2 separate regions of the Homo sapiens genome follow, and region 2 is linked to region 1. Evidence: read pairs that join two places in POLR2A ChIA-PET (ENCODE). Cell type or tissue: A673. All regions are shown on one strand.

Region 1 (2,500 bases):
TTCAACCCTAGCCATATGGAGCCTGGAGAAGGGGAAGTGAGATGCTGCCCTGCCCCACAGCGGAAGGGAGGGGAGAAGTTACAGCTCTGTTTCCTGGGATCCACTCTGTGGGCATTGGACACATAGGCATGTGGGAGACCCCATGCCTCAGTTTTCTGGGGCTGAATGGCCGTGGCTGAGTTGGGGCAGGGACTTCCTATTGGTTCAAAACCAACACAGGACGTATCTAGGAGTTGATCCAGTCTCTTGGCAGCTCAGATGCATAAATTCTGTGACCCAGGCGACTTGAGGAAAAGTATTTTCCACCTTTCTGGGCTGCCATATGCTCTTAGTTACCTGAAGCCCCTGGGCTAAGGAGCGGTGGAGCCAGCACTTTGGAAGGAGCTTTGGCTTTCCCAGGGGCCGGACAGGTACCCCTGGGACAGAGGGCGCCCCCTCATATCTTGACCCTCCTTTGACCTCCAACTCATTGCAGGGACTTCTTGCCTCGAGGATCTGGCATTGTCACCCGACGTCCCCTGGTCTTGCAGCTGGTCAATGCAACCACAGGTACGTGCCCTCCTTCACCAGCAGCCAGGCCTGCCCACTCCAGCCTCTCCCCCGTCCCCAAGCTGAGGGCCAGCCTGGCCACGAACTTGCTTGCTGTGTGACTGTGGGCCTCGTTCCCCTTAGGGATAGCGGGGATCAAAATACATAATGGAGACGTGGGTGGTGGTTCTGCTTGGGTGTGTCTAGGGGGTTCTATTACCGGTGGGAGATGAAAACCCCCAGGTGGGGTTCCAGACCTTGATGCCTACTGCCCTTCCCCTGCCCGCTTCTGGAGCAGAATATGCCGAGTTCCTGCACTGCAAGGGAAAGAAATTCACCGACTTCGAGGAGGTGCGCCTTGAGATCGAGGCCGAGACCGACAGGGTCACCGGCACCAACAAGGGCATCTCGCCGGTGCCTATCAACCTCCGCGTCTACTCGCCGCACGGTGAGGACCCTGGCCCCGCCCTAACCTCTAAGAATCATTTTCTTGGCCACGCACCTCTGCGTGCCTCGCTCCTCCTGCAGACTCCGCCCCTAGAATGACCCTGCCTCTGCATCATCCTATTCCAAGCTCCACCCTGCCGTGATTCCGCCCACTTCCGGCCACGCCTCCAACAGACTGCCACTTTCGCCCTGAGATTTCCTAGTCCCACCCACCTGCCACCCTGCTCCCAAGCAGCTTCTCTAACCCCGCCCTATTCTTTAACCTCGCCCGCGGCCACGCCCCTCGCCTTGAGCCCGCCCTCTCGCCGCCCTGTCCAGTGCTGAACCTGACCCTGGTGGACCTGCCCGGAATGACCAAGGTCCCGGTGGGGGACCAACCTCCCGACATCGAGTTCCAGATCCGAGACATGCTTATGCAGTTTGTCACCAAGGAGAACTGCCTCATCCTGGCCGTGTCCCCCGCCAACTCTGACCTGGCCAATTCTGACGCCCTCAAGGTCGCCAAGGAGGTGGACCCCCAGGGTAGGTTCCCACCCGGTGGCCAATGCACAAAACCCCAGGCTTGCAGGCTGTCTATTCTTAGTGTAAAGGGGAGCCTCTGAACGGTCTAAGAATAGCGGTGGGATCAGATTTGTACCTTTAAAAATCACTTTGGGGGTCAGGCATGGTAGCTCATGCCTGTAATCCCAGCACTTTGGGAGGCCAAGCCGGGAGGATTGCTTGAGCCCAGGAGTTCGAGACAAGGCTGGGCAACCTAGTGAGACCCCATTTCTACAAAAAATTTAAAAATTAGCCGGGCACCGTGGTGCACGCTTGTGGTCCCAGCTACTCGTGAGGCTGAGGCCAGAGAATCACTTGAGCCCAGGAGGTTGAGGCTGCAGTGAGCCCTACTCGCACCACTGCAGTCCAGCATGGGCAAGAGTGAGACCCTGTCTCAAAAAAGAAAAAAAGGCTGGGTGCAGTGGCTCATGCCTGTAATCCCAGCACTTTGGGAGGCCAACTTGGGAGGATCGCTTGAAGCCAGGAGTTGGAAACCAGCCTGGCAACAAAGCGAGATCCCATCTCTAACAAATAAAAAAACAAGAAGAATAAATAAAAATCATTTTGGCTACTCTGTGGAAAATGAATAAGGGGGAAAGAGAGGAGGCAGTGAGCAGGCAGGGGGCCGAGGAGAGCAGGGGGATGGGAGTGGGAGTGCATGGAATTGTGTGTGAGAGCGGGTGCAGCTGTAGACGGCCCTCCTGCTGGTGCACCCAGGCCAGCGCACCATCGGGGTCATCACCAAGCTGGACCTGATGGACGAGGGCACAGATGCCCGTGATGTGCTGGAGAACAAGCTGCTCCCCCTGCGCAGAGGTAAGCAGGCCATGCCCCTCAACCACTCCCCAGCCCTTCCCCACCCTTCCCCTCCTCTTGAGGCTGGTTGCCCTGACCTTGATACTGTTCACAGGCTACATTGGAGTGGTGAACCGGAGCCAGAAGGACATTGATGGCAAGAAGGACATTACCGCCGCCTTGGCTGCTG
Region 2 (2,500 bases), 86 kb after region 1:
AGGAAGTCCCTGGGAAGAGCTGGTCTTGGGGAAAGATGACGAGTTAGGATTCAGAAGTGTTCAGTTTGAGATGCAAACACAGCTCCTAAGTGGAAATGCTTAACGGTATAATGGAGTTCATGGGAGAAGTCAGGCTAAAGGTGTAAAAATGGGCACCATCAGTATAATGCTATTAAAAACCATGGTGGCCAGGTGCAGTGGCTCATGCCTGTAATCCCACTACTTTGGGAGGCTGAGGTGAGCAGTTCACCTGAGTCTAGGATTTGAGACTAGCCTGGGCAACATGGCAAAACCCTGTCTCTACAAAAAATACAAAAATTAGCCAGGCATGGTGGCTCATACCTGTAGTCCCAGCTCCTCGGGAGGCTGAGGCATGAGAATCACTTCAACCCAGGAGGTGGAGGTTGCAGTGAGCTGAGATCACGCCACTACACAACAAAAGAGCGAGACTGGGCAACAGGGCGAGACTCTATCTCAAAACAACAATAAGAAAAACCATGGCAATATTGAGTTGATGTCACCAAGGGACTGGGTGTGGGCAGAGGAAGAACCAGGACCAGAGGAGAGCTCAGGAGAGGAGGAGCCCCACAAAGGAGACTGAGAAGGAACCAGGGAGGGAGACGGGGAGACCAGGAGGAGCCTCCTGAAGGCAATGTTTTTTGGGAGGAGGCAGTGACCAGCTGTGTGAGATGCTGCTGAGAAGGAGCTGCTGGATTTAACCAGGAGGAGGTCATTGTTGACCTTGACAAGTCATTTCAGGAGCGTTTTGGCGAAGGAGAGTCTGACTGGCATGGATTCAGGGCAGTGTGGGAAGAGAGGAACTGGGGACAGTGACTACAGACAACCTTTCCAGGAGTTTTGCTCTAAAGGAGGCAAAGGAATGCAGTAATTGTAGAGTTATGAGGTCAAGAAAGAGCTTTTGTTTTGTTTTTATGGTTTTTATGTGGGTGTGATAAAATGTGCATAATGTAAAATTTATCATTTTAGCCTTTTTTTTTTAAGAGTTGAGGGTCTTAATTAGCCAGGTGTCACGGTGTGCATCTGTAGTCTCAGCTACTTGGGAGGCTGAGGTGGGAGAATCACTTGAGCCTGGGAGGCAGAGGTTGCAGTGAGCTAAGATTGCGCCACTACACTCCAGCCTAGGTGACAAAGTGAGACTCTGTCTCAAAAAAAAAAAAAAATTACGTACATACTTATATATAAAATGAATCAGCTCCCAAGCCTCTGCTTCACTGACCAGCCAGATCTCCTCCCTGTGCTCATCACTCCATTATTTTCTTGCCTGATCCCCCTACGTCATAATCTCTGTGAGACCTAGAGCCTCATCTGTCCTTGAGTACCAAGTCCCAGCACCCAGAGCAGTGGCTGGCCTACAGGAGCACGCGATTAACACACGTGGGTGGGATGAAAGACAATGAGCAAGTGAGTGTCGTTTTAATCCCCATTTTATAGATAGGTGACAGCTTCAGAGGCCACATTACCCAGTCAGTAAACACAGTAAGCTGAGGTTCCACCCAGGCCCTTTGGCTGTGAAAGCCAAGATGAGTAGCCTGGGGGCCACGCCCCTCCCCCAGGTGCCCAGTTCATACAGGCAGGCAATTGGCAGACGTGGGGGCCTGTGGATTTGTCAGCAAGGTTGCTGGTGGGGTTTTTGTTTGTTTGTTTTGAGATAGGGTCTCACCCTGTCACCCAGGCTAGAGTACAGTCGTGTGATTTCAGCTCACTGCAACCTCCACCTCCTGGGTTCAAATGATTCTCCCACCTCAGCCCAGATCTGGAGTAGCTGTAGCTGGACTACAGACAAGCGCCACCATGCCCGGCTAATTTTTGTATTTTTGGTAGAGACAGGGTTTCACCATATTGGCCAGGCTGGTCTCGAACTCCTGACCTCAAGTGATTCACCTGCTTTGGCTTCCCAAAGTGCAGGGATTACAGGCGTGAGCCACCACGCTCAGCCTGCTGGGTGGCTTTTTCTTTTTTTCTGACATAGGGTCTCGCTCTGTTGCCCAGGCTGGAGTACAGATCTCCATTTACTGCCGCCTTGACTTGCTAGGTTCAAGCGATCCTCCCATCTCAGCCTCCCTAGTAGCTGGGACTACAGGCACACACCAACACCCCCGGCTTTTTTGTTTGTTTGTTTGTTTTTTGTAGAGACAGGGTCTCCTTGTGTTGCCCAGGCTGGTCTCAAACTTCTGGGCTCAAGCAATCCTCCTGTGTGGGGATCGCAAAGTGCTGGGATTACAGGCATGAGCCGCCACACCCAGCAGAATTTTAATTTAAAAGCTCAGCTTAAACACCTCATGATGCTTACACATTTGGTACATTTTTAACAATCGTTGATTGTTCAACTCCATCCGTCTCAGAGTTAAAGACACAGGATAAGGAAAACATCTCCTTATCCAAGTGATTTGGGGTGGTATTCCCAGCTGTCTGAGGCTGTACATTGACCAATTATTTTGGCCATGACTCAGAGTTCCCCTATCCTGCTATCCTGAGATCA

What was found. ChIA-PET counts read pairs that join two places held together with the same protein. Peaks named below come from ENCODE experiments on the same cell type or tissue, not always from the same donor. Only the 100,000 strongest peaks of a DNase experiment are listed, where the experiment ranks them.
Region 2: POLR2A ChIA-PET joins it to region 1 with 5 read pairs; 10 of 35 experiments call an interaction of 5 or more read pairs at or near these places.

What each region holds. Positions count from the first base shown.
Region 1 is chr9:128,217,756-128,220,255 of GRCh38, forward strand. DNM1 (dynamin 1) reads left to right here. Exons shown (of 22, transcript NM_004408.4): 2 at 476-549; 3 at 827-976; 4 at 1,294-1,497; 5 at 2,233-2,331; 6 at 2,426-2,500. Among named protein-coding and RNA genes, the nearest start is that of DNM1, 16 kb to the left of the region's middle. RefSeq lists enhancers at 69-1,025, 995-1,289, 1,026-1,981. In A673, no CTCF peak of the experiment used is centred here; a DNase peak (open chromatin) is centred at 1,136.
Region 2 is chr9:128,303,732-128,306,231 of GRCh38, forward strand. TRUB2 (TruB pseudouridine synthase family member 2) reads right to left here. Exons shown (of 8, transcript NM_015679.3): 8 at 1,428-2,500. Among named protein-coding and RNA genes, the nearest start is that of TRUB2, 17 kb to the right of the region's middle. RefSeq lists a silencer at 2,339-2,500. In A673, no CTCF peak of the experiment used is centred here; no DNase peak of the experiment used is centred here.